Linked DNA regions of Homo sapiens: region 1 is linked to region 2. Evidence: chromatin contacts called from ENCODE Hi-C or POLR2A ChIA-PET data. All regions are on one chromosome and are shown on one strand. The core of a region is the stretch at or near the end of the contact, and the rest is flanking DNA. Distances in the headings are between cores, read along the strand shown. Region 1 has its middle 37 kb from the start of TILRLS. Region 2 overlaps PIK3R1 (phosphoinositide-3-kinase regulatory subunit 1).

Region 1 (5,498 bases), core at 1,660-4,159, 970 kb before region 2:
AAACTAAAAAACGAAAGACCAAAAACTCAACCTCGCATTTAAAATTGTGCTGGTTATTATTTGTAGATAATCCCTTCTTGGTGGACTAATCTTTTCCCTCGAAAAACAAGTTTACATCACATAGTCTATTTAGCTTACTTGCTGATATTGCCAGATTATATAATCATAGGTTTGAATTGATAGAACACTCCTTTTTAAGGAGCTGAAAGAATTTAATCTTCTTTCCTATTTAGTTGCAGAATGCCCACAGGAGAAACAAGATGGCAACTAAATTTCCTTTTTTACAGGTGCCAAAAAGCCTATAGTTACAGAGAGGGTAAGTAATTTGCCTAGGATCACACAGCTAGAATTGGGATGTGGTATAAAAACCTAGGTGCTGTTTGCAGTTTAATGCTGCCAGCACTTGGCACTGATACCCCATCTTGAATGACTAATAATCTCTGTGTATGAAGTACCTGAAGAATATGGCCTAGGCTTTCTATCCCTGGGGCTTCCAAATGATACCTTACTTCATCACCACAAGAGTTTTATGATGTTGGCATTTTTATCCCCATTTCACAGGTGAGAAAATTGAGGCTCAGGGTTATATAGTGGGCAGAAGTAGAGATAGGGTTTGAACTCCAATCTACCTGACCACGTTATCCACTGCCTATGTAACATATATAAGAAAAGATATCTGGACATGAAACATACAACAAGCAGTGGTTCAATGACATCCAGGAGTCAGTGTTCTGGGAGAAACTGAAAAGTAAACATTTTAAATAAATGTTTATTTTCTGGCTCCTGGTTATAATAAAATTGTTAGTTTGTGTTTCCTTTTAGCCAGAGTTAATATTCTAAAAGGAAGTGAGAGTTGCAGCTAACAGAGTTTTTATATAAGAGGGAAAATAAAAAGAGCACAAAAAAGAAAGGATGGTACTTGAAGACAACTTCCATGTAGTGTGGTATTGGCCAGTCCTGAATGGCTTTGGAGAGATCTGATTTTGGGCAAGGACACTGGACAGAGAGGGAGAAGGGGTAGGGAAGGCATCACTGGCAAGATATAACTAGACTTCACGAGCCTCAGGGCCCTCCTCACCTCAGTCAGAAAGACAGCAATACCACCTAAATGCCAAAATCCCAGAGGGGAAACAGTTAAAACCCAAGACACTCAAGGAGAGAAGGGTTTTGGAAATGTCAACAGGAGAAAAAAAGATTTTCCTGACTCAGGCCCTCTTTGATGACCTAGGAAAACTGGCTTGGGAATCAAAGTAGGGTGAAGTATGGTCCTGGTATCAGCATCACTTGGGAGCTTCTTAGAAACCAAATGCTCAGGCCTTACCCCAGACCTACTGAATCAGGAATGTTGCGTGGGGCCCTGCTGTCCAGGTTTGAGTCAGCCCTGCAGGTTTTGGATGCACCTAATCTTTGAGAAACACCACTCTGGAACATACAGAGGTGAGCCCTGGGCAAAACGGTGAGAGAGAAGCTTGTCCCAGGTACACCTTTACATTTATTAATGTGATTATTTGATTCATAGCCATGTGCCCTTCTAGGCTGTAAGTCAGACTGTGTGGCACACAGGAAGATACATTACTCAGCTTCCTTTGCAGTCAGATTGGAGCCATGTGATTGGGTTCTGGCCAATGGAATGTCATGGAAGTGAGGTCATCCATGTCAAAGCCGGGGTCCTGGTTGGTATAGGGCCAGCCTGTATGAGGACTCTGAGAAATAAACTTACATGAGGTAACTGCGATCTGGGGGTTGTTTTTCACAGCAGCTTCATTTCCCTGATTAATACAGGTTATGAGCAAAAAATTGGGCAAGGTCTGATCCGTTTTTGCTTTTGATTATATTCAGGGTGATCGTTGAAATGTTAACCAATGCTGTGTCAGTGGGACCAGTCACTCTACACAGACACTGACCACAGGGCTTATAGGGTCCTGCAGGACCTCTGAATTGCCATAGTTAACCCTTTAGATCAGGGATTTGGGGGAGCTCCAGAGGTTCAGAGGGAGAGGGCATTGGCTGGGACAGTATAGAAGAACTTCAGTATTTTAACAACCCATACAGCCGTACTGGTGCATGCCAATTGTATCACTAATATTCAGTACAGTCGTGATACAAGTAGGCAGACAACAAATACTTTTTTGAATCAAAACCAGATAATTTGAACATAATGTAGTTGGGGTCCTACTGAGCATTGAAGATAACAATTGCAGACATCTGTTAGGAGTCTCCCCTGGAATAAATTGTCTACGGAATCTACAGGCATCCATGTGGGCTCCATTTTACCCACTTCCTTACTCTAAAAGATGGATGGAGACCTCCATTTAGAATGGAAGTCCTTGGCTTTGTTGGGTTTTTGAATCCCTTTGGTGTTTAATTTGAGCTCCTTTCCTAAACAAATGCACATATACCCATAAATATAAGGATGTGGATACTGTTTTAGGGGGTTCGTATGTCCTTTGGGCTCCATCTCCAGGAATGAAAAGTAAAACAAGGAGGAAAAAAATTCCTGGAAGTGGCTAAGTGTGAACCAGGACCTAGTTGCCTTTGAGCATAGAATATGTGTAAATTGCAAAACCAGGACTTAACAAGGTTTCTGCAACATCTATAACTTTCATGACATTTTATTTTCTCGGTTCCTGTCTTCTCATCTGTAGTGAATAGCAATATAAACTCTTAAAAAAAAACAGAAAAGAGTGTTGCATCTTTGTGTAGAAATGGGTATTAGCATTCATGTCATAATTTGTAAATTGAGTTTGACTTATATATCAAGGCAACGTATAAAAATGCTGCACGGGGTGCTCAGGCACTTCCTTCTCTGTCTCAGCTTCTTAGAGCTACAAGAGGTTCCTCATGCTTCCAGACCTTGTTTATTTTAACATCCACTATAGGGGACCCGTCTTCCTGTTTCCCAACTGGATATAAAAACTGTTGGATGGTGAATCCTGCAGATCTGACGGGAGGAATTTCTGGCTAGTGGGAGGTGGAATGATTCACTTACTGATGTTAGTGCAGTGAGACAAATCTCATTCATAAATGTTCTCTCACTTGCAGCAACTTTAGCTTTACTACGTTTTTATTACTGGATCATTCCAGAACCTGATGAGTCTTTGGCATGATCTAGAAGGATGTGAGGACACTTGCTATTCCACAATGCCCTATTTAAGGAATAGTGGGCACTCCAGGGACCAGAGCTAGATAGTCATCCTGAAACAGAGATCAGGGTTATGCTTGACAAAATGAAGCATCAGTTTTGTTTTTTTTTTTTTTTTTTTTTTTTTTTTTTTTTTTTTTTTTTTTAGGATGATGTAAGTCAAAAATCAACTCCCATTGAGGTTAAAAAAAGTACTGGCTGCGTAGCCCTGTTGCTGTCAAAGGAGCCCTCATTTTCTCAAGCCTGAGAATTGAGTATTTTAGGGAAAGAACTTTAGAGGCCTTCTGCAATTTGCAGATGAGCTTGAAGTCCTGGGAGATGAAAGAACTTGCTAAAGGCCAGTGTCTGTCCAGGAGATGACAATACTGCCGCTTGGCAAGGGCAGGTTTTTTGTGGAGAGGTGTAATAGGGAAAAGGTGAAGCATGGCCAAAGGAAGGGGTGTGGGTAAGTTTGGAATGGATTTGTGCTTAATCCTGGGAACCATAAAACATTACTCAAGATCTCTGAGAGTGAGGGAAAAAGTGCCAGGATTTGTCCATGAGATAAGTTGAGAGGGGAACAGAGAGGGCACATGTGGTGAATGTGTGGAAACAAATCACCTGGTTAGTAATTTTGCCTTGAGCCTACCATGAGTTTGGTGCTCAAACTCAGGGCAGTCCTCACCCACACACCCCAGAGGGGTCCCCTCCACACATGATGGGCTGGCCAGGGAGAGCGAGGCTGAGCCAGGGACAGGGGTGATCAGGGAAGGAGGACATGGTGCCAGGAATAAGAAAAGCAAAGTAGAGGCCAGGGGTGAGGGAATAAACAAAACTGGAACAAGGGAGGATGCCAAAGTTCCTAGAATCATGATCCGTCAGGAGCTGAGGAGCTTGTGGGATTTGGAGATCCTCACAGTGTAGCTCATCAAAGTCAGGGCACAAAGGCAGACCACCAGTCTCCGGAGAAAGAAAAGGTGCTGGGCCTGGGGCACGGGCATGGTGTTCTGTGCCCACTGACTCATTGCCTGCTGAGTCTCAGGGAGGTTTAGTTATTTACACTCAATTACACATCTTAACTCTGCAAATGTTGGCACTAGGATGTAGGCCTCTCTTCCATTGATTTTAGTTGCAATCAGATAGGAAAAGGAACAGATTAGTGCCTGACATAAAGTTAAGTCCTCAAAAATGTTTAGATGCGAGCACTTTGTTTGTAATGTTGGTAGCTCACTGCTATCCATTTCACATTAGCAAAGAAGTCGTTTCTCATGTTAACCTGGGAAGGTGGCACTGAGTAGAGATGGTGGGGATAGAGCTTACAAAGAGAGAATTTTGATGGGGCTCCCTGGAGGAGTGAGAGAGTACCACGCCTGAAAAATTGCTTGTTAGCTGGTGAAATAAATGTTCTTGGATTACTCAGTGCAGGAAGTGAGTTGCACAGTAGATAATGAGGGGGAATTTCCTCCCCAGCTATGGCCTAGTGAAAATGTAGACCAAGCCTCAGTAGTCAAGGTGGTTAAGGGGCAAAGTGAAGGGAGAAAGACGAAGAGGGGCGGGATGGATGCTCTCAGCTAGAAGCACAGTGGAACCTCGTCTCAAACAGGAGATAGCACATGGACTGGCATTAAAAGTCCTGCTTAGAGCCTCTATGTGAGGCCCCATGAAAAAGCTTATTGCCTATATGTGACATTTTAATGTGATTAAAATGAGCCTTGACAAAGTTGAGTCAGATGGGAGTCAGGGAGTGGGGATGGCCTGTGCACTCCAGCTTTTTGTGAAGTGAAGAGAATGTATATAAATTCTCTAAAAAGCCTCAGCAGACCAGTAACTGCAGATTTTGTATAGTTCTAATGAGACAGCATTTTAGTTTGGCAAACACATCAGTGCTATGTGTCCCCAAAGCCCAGTGGTATTTGACTGCTTAGTTTTTGAACTCCGAGAAGTGGTACAGCAATCTCCAGTGAGCACAGGAGATTTCAGATCACCAATAGGTTTATACAAGGAACATCTTAGCACATGGCTTAAGAAAACCTCACACTAATTATGTGCTGAAAAAGGTCATTGTGCGGAATTTCCTAAGAAGAATTCCAGTGTTTCCAACAGAGAGGCTTGCAGCCTGAGGCCATTGTGACATACTGCTGTAAAGCCAGTTTTTTGTGCAATTTCCATGGAAAAGTGGGGAAGAACTCTATAGCCATGAAGTCTATGTGAATTTGGAATGCTGCTTCTTCTAGCAGAAGCTCTTTGGTAATGAGATTCTAAGGGAGTGATGTATATGGAAAAAGTGGGCGGATTTTGAAGATTTAAAAATAACACATTCTTGGGGTTCATGTGACTCTACAACTCTGTTGTGTGGTTTCTTTGAAGTGCTGGGTCT
Region 2 (5,873 bases), core at 557-3,056:
CTGTGCACTGTAGTCGCAGCTACTCAGGAGGCTGGGGGGGGAGGATCACATGAACTCAGGAAGTTGAGGCTGCAGCGAGCCATGATCACGCCACTACACTCCAGCCTGGGTGACAGAGCGAGACCCTGTCTCAAAAAAAAAAAAAAAAAAGAAAAAGGAAATTTGTTTACCATAGTATATGGCTTCTAATAAAGAGCTATACTGGTAAAATCTCACAGAAACAAAATTGCAAATATTTAGTCTTTCTCAGATTATATAAATTATTCCTAGAAAAGACTGCAAGCAATGAGGCTAATAAACAGGTTGTACTTATATTTTCATAATGACTTTAATTTACCTTTATTTTGCAGTTTCACAAATTTAAGATGAATATATTTAGCTCCCTCTTCTGGCATAATTTGAGAATTTTTTTGCTTACAATGGTCTTATTTATTTTTTTTGGACTGAGAATAAGGTTATCAATGTAATGTTGAAGAATGTTATTTATGAGTGTCATCCAGTTAGATTTTTTGGTATCATTGTAAATGGTTAAAACGCATGCAAAAAGTTTACGAAAACACCACATTTTAAAAACTACTAATTGACCAAAAAATACATAAACAAAGGCTTTGACAAAGTTATACAGAAATTTATTTTGATATCAAGTGGGCAGTGATCATTCATATTGGCTTCTGGATCTGAGACTCAGCCCATACCTGGCATTTGTGAGGCTTGGGGCAAGAATGCAAAAAGAGGCCCAAGTACCCTGTGCCTAAGTATTTTTGTTATAAATCATGTCAACTGTTCAATAAAATCTGTCCCATCCTTTCTAGGCAGTTATTTCTTCCTAATGACCAGGAGGAGAGATCTGAATTCAGGTTCTTGGGCTCCTGAGAGTTCTGCCCTAGAGTGTGGTATTATGGGGAGAGCTGGATCCTGGTTCATCCCTGGCTTCTCCCTGCACATCCAAACTCCCATCCATCCTGCCACTCCCCCCACCTTTGGGGCCCAGGGGTGTACCTAGACAGGGGGGTTTGTCCTGGGGAGGGTGGACCTGGGGGAAAGGCCATAAGAGGCCATTTAGCAGGAAATCCTGGAGCATTACTCTGAGTAGACCCTAGGTGAGAAGCAGTGGGCATATCACTTTGGCCTGGAAAGTGCAAAAGCCCAGAGCAGGGGTTCTTCTTGCTCGGGCCTGATGTAATTAAATTATTTTGTACGTCCTTCATTGTGGTCTAATGCATTCAACTATCCAAATTAAATACAATGGTGGGATTTTGTTGTTTGCAGCTTTGACTCTCCCGGATCTTGCAGAGCAGTTTGCCCCTCCTGACATTGCCCCGCCTCTTCTTATCAAGCTCGTGGAAGCCATTGAAAAGAAAGGTAACCAGACTGCTAGAGGGCATCAGTTCCTTTGTTCTACCCTTATTTCATGGCTCTTATTATTTGTCTCTTGTGCATTCATTAAGTAAATTTCCTACTACCAGCTATGTCCAGATACTCTGCTGGACACTCAAACTGTTTGGGGCTAAGTACTGGGAAAAATGTCTCAGTCTATAATTTCTAACTCTAGATTATCATGTAGTTTCCATATGGAAACTATTAAATTCTTCATAATTTAATAAATATGATTAACTTTCTTCTTAGAGGCCAGATGGTTTTGCCAAAATTATCAACATGCCAGGTAAGATTAATAGTAGGAGTTGACTTCCAAGAATATTTGGTACACATCTAGAACAGATACTGGATGGAAACTGGAATGTCTCTGGCAGCAGCCTCACAGGTTCTCCAGAGAGCTGTGTTTTGCATACATGGTCTGTGGTCTGTTTTGTGTCCTAGGTCTGGAATGTTCAACTCTATACAGAACACAGAGCTCCAGCAACCTGGCAGAATTACGACAGCTTCTTGATTGTGGTGAGTGTCACAGAGCTAGAAATGCAAATGGGAAAGACAGGTCTTGGCTTTCTGTTTCAGGTAATGCACACACACAAAATTGAATTTAATCTATGCAGTGTTCTAAATTTAAAGGGAACTCAAATCATGTACAGTTCTCCCTGCCCTGTTATGGTAACAGTGCAAACCTTTGAAATTTTTCTCCTGAGTTGGGCTGCAAGTGTGTGCACGCCTCCCTGCAGGCATGTTGGTCATCATCATAGCCATCAGGCCCTGGGTCCTGCAGAGGAGAGAAACCACCTCTTGGTGTTTCTCTCGCTCTGTGTATCTACCATCTTTCCTTGACCCTGAATTTGGCTACATCTAATTCATCTGAATCAATTAAAAAATATTTTTAAGCCTATGTCACTTAAGAAATGTCTCTTCTGACATCCTTTTTCTTTTATTACCTTTCCCTTCCATTTTCCTTTTCCGTTTCCCTTTCTTTCTGGCTTGCCTTCTTTCTTTTTTTGTGTTGAGTGCATTAAGTAACATCACGATATTGTTATGTTCAGTGGTGTGCTGATAAACCAACTCTCTAGGAAGAAAAAGGCCCTGGTTTGTAGCATCTGCCCATTTTTGTGGCATGAATATTCCCACCGGGGCTTATTTCAAGCTAACCAACATGATGTCACTGGATGTGGAATTGGGAAGAATTGAGGACAGTTTGTTAAATAACACTAATTAATTTAGCCAAGAGGGCTTTAGTACCCCAAACACCCACTCCCTCCTTTGGCATAGATGAAAAACTACAAATCAATTTACTTGCCAGCATTCCAGCAAGTCATCTTCTTATAAATCTTTCAAGATCCTTCATTCCCTCATAACGCTTAAAAAAATTATATACTGCCTCACATCATTTTAACTGAAATTAGGTGTTTAAGCCAAAAAGAGTGAAACTCAGTTTTGGACTCCGTCAGAGGTATAATTGTACAAAGAATGCCCACATGACAGTAAATGAGAATTTGAAGCATGAGGCAGTTTCAAAATGAGGCAACTTCTGAGACTTTTAGAAAAGAGGTTTTTTTGGAGAAAAGGAGGAGACTAGACCTTTATCAGTATCAGTAAATTCTTACACTTGAAATGTTCTGACCAGATGTTTCAAAAGTTAAAAAAATGTTTAACTCCATTTTTCCTTTGTACATGGAAATCAGTTGCATGCGAACAGAGCATATCCTCTTTGCTGCTCTGCCTCCTGCACTTCCCACAGAGCAGGTCATTAGAAGTTAACATGCAGAACACTCAAGGTGAAAAGGCTTGTTTTTCGGTGTTTCTGACAGCTTTATCAGGGCTTTAAGGAAACGCTGAATTTTGTCCTTAGCCAATTGAAATGAAGACACATGTTTGGGTCAGAAAATTGGTCAAATTATGAACACGTTTAGTCACAGGAAGAGTTTAGACATCAGAGCCCGATGAAGTGGAAGTTATTTGAGAAATAGTGGTTAGGTTTATAATGTGATCAACACAAAATGATGCAGTTTAGTTATTTAAAAAAAAAAAAAAACTCTTCACACCACTCGTGAGATAGAGTCAACAACCAAGATTCACGTCAATGGTACATTTTGACCAACAGGTTTCCTTCCCCAGTGAGATCAAAACACATAGAAAACTGGTTTCATTTGGAGTCTGTGCTAAAAAAAAGTGAAATTTGTGCCCCACCCCAAAAAATATAAATAAATAAATGATGTCCAAACTTGGGAGTGGATCTGCCAGATCTGTTTCCAACTCAAAGATTTTTCAATACATAAAAACATTGTATAATATCCTGGAGGAAGCTCCAAAATAGTCACTTACACCTAAAAAAAAAAATTATGGCTTTTAACTAACCTTGTGAATTACCAGTCTTTGAAAAGGACAGACATGGCAGACAATAGCCCACTTTTATTAGCACCTGTTATGCTAGTTCATCCATACATTAACTTTGTGATGTATGTCCTAGTAACTTTAACTCACCAGAAAAGAAAGCTGACCCTCAGGTAAATAATTTCTTTCACATTTTTCAGTGCCTTAGTGGCTAATTTTTCTGACTCCAAAAGTCCTTGATTTTTTTCTCTTTTTTAATTTTGCCCTAAAATGAATTGTTTCTTTGTCTCATGCAAGTTTTAATGATTCAGATTTTCACCTGACAGTTTTTGGTTTCATTTAACCTAATTCAGGCTTTCTTAGCCTTGGTACTATTGACATTTTAGGCTGGATAATTCTTTGCTGGAAGAGTGGGAGCTTGTCCCGTGCATTGTGGGAAGCTTAGCCACATCCCTAACCTCTACCCATGAGGTGCCAGCAGCATTCTCCCCCAGTTGTGACAATCAGAAATGTCTCCAGACATTGCCAGATGGCTCATGGCAGAGGGCAGGATCCCACTCCCACTGGGAACCACTAACCTAGGGAGAGACCTAAGGAAGAGGAGACTCCATTCCAGGGGGAGGGAGGGAGGAGTGAAGGGTTGGAGAGTTTACTGGGTACCTGTCATGAGTAGACTCAGTGAAAAGTGAGGTAGGAGAGAATGCAAACACCTCCAACCCAGACCTAAAGATTATGTAGCTCTTCAAAAGTCATCGCATGACAGGTAGGAATAGCTAATGGAAGAGCACGTTAGGCCAGTTTCAATGCAGAAAAGGATTCTTAGAGAGCAGAAGTCAGATAAATAGAACAGACTTTGTCACTAGCTCTAGTAGAATTTGACATAAGGTAAGGTTACCCAAAGACCTGCATAGGATAATTTTATTCATATACTATGAAAGTTCTTTTGATATACCTCATGTGTTGGAAAAGGGCTTTGATGAATTAACTTCACTTGTGGATTGAGCCTTCTAGTTCAATCCACAAACATTTAACACGTTGTATGTGCTGGACACTGAGGGATGCCAGAAGAGCAGGTGACAGCCACAGTCCCTGCCCTTGACGTACCTCGGTCTAGTAGGGAAACACATAATCCCACACTATGATTATACTCCTTGGGAAGTGTCTTGTTAGAGGGGTGGCTCATTAGCACTGCAGAAGCACAGAGGGAAACCCTGCCTGAGGGAGGGATGTGTGCATATTTATTATCTTAACGTTTATACTGCATCACCAAATGTTTTATCACATATTTTAGGATAAGCAAATTCGGTAATATTAATTTTCCGGGCAGAGAGACATTAGATGAAACATGCGGGGCAAAGTGTATGGGAAACCAGAAGCACGGCCAAGAGTGGTGACCATAGAGAATTCCTATAGCAGCACACACACAATTTTATTTGACAGTATTTAATTATGCTCACAATTGCATTACCTTCAACGTAGATCCTTTATGCAGAGGATCTACTACAGTGGTATTGCCCCTCCCACACTTGTTAAACATGTGATATGTCTCTGGTTGGTTGTTTGTAGGACATTTAAGTGATTTAACACTTCGCCTCTTCACCTTTTAAATTTAATAATTCTTTTCCTCAAGTTGACCTATCCATATCCTATTCCAGACCTACTTTTCTTAGAGCTGTGTGGTTGTGTGACTCACTTTCGGAACGTCGGCCTACCTAGTGGGGCAAGTTTGGTTTATGATGATATGTCCAAGGAATTTTTGTAGTCTTAGGCTCAACCTAGAATGATTTGTACTGTCATATTCCATTCAAGGTTATCTAGGATACTACCTTCTCCCACTCATTTATACTCAAACACTTTGCAGTAAACTTTCATACTTCCTCATTCTCTCCTAGGCCACAGCCCAATGCAGTCAATCACCGAGTTATATGAGGTCTCGATAATATTTTGTACATTTCTAACTGCATTAGAATTCAGACCCCCATCACCTTGATTCAGAGAACTAAATCTGGTAGTTTTACTTCTAGCAGCACTCCCTTCCAATTTATTCTTAACACTGTCATTAGTAAAGCTGTTACAAACGTAGTATCTTGCCCATCAGCCCACCTTTGCTCCACTGAGTACACAAGTCCCCAGATTACTTTCCTCAAGTTATCCTTCGC

The links. Hi-C counts contacts between places; a loop is a spot of excess contacts on that map. ChIA-PET counts read pairs that join two places held with the same protein, here RNA polymerase II (POLR2A). Pooled maps may share reads with other maps.
Region 1: a pooled map shows a loop between it and region 2 (2.8-fold over the local background). The contact joins two enhancer-like sites. A Hi-C loop is called at or near these places in 2 of 50 pooled maps. POLR2A ChIA-PET finds 5 or more read pairs at or near these places in 3 of 52 experiments (MCF 10A, Panc1 and activated CD4-positive, alpha-beta T cell).

What each region holds. Positions count from the first base shown.
Region 1 is chr5:67,301,967-67,307,464 of GRCh38, forward strand. No RefSeq gene overlaps it. Among named protein-coding and RNA genes, the nearest start is that of TILRLS, 37 kb to the left of the region's middle. Within about 2 kb of position 2,910, at least 5 of the 41 ENCODE cell types and tissues checked have a DNase peak (open chromatin) inside an H3K27ac peak, as active enhancers do.
Region 2 is chr5:68,272,121-68,277,993 of GRCh38, forward strand. PIK3R1 (phosphoinositide-3-kinase regulatory subunit 1) reads left to right here. Exons shown (of 16, transcript NM_181523.3): 3 at 1,270-1,362; 4 at 1,819-1,893. Among named protein-coding and RNA genes, the nearest start is that of PIK3R1, 59 kb to the left of the region's middle. RefSeq lists an enhancer at 3,042-3,091. Within about 2 kb of position 1,807, at least 5 of the 41 ENCODE cell types and tissues checked have a DNase peak (open chromatin) inside an H3K27ac peak, as active enhancers do.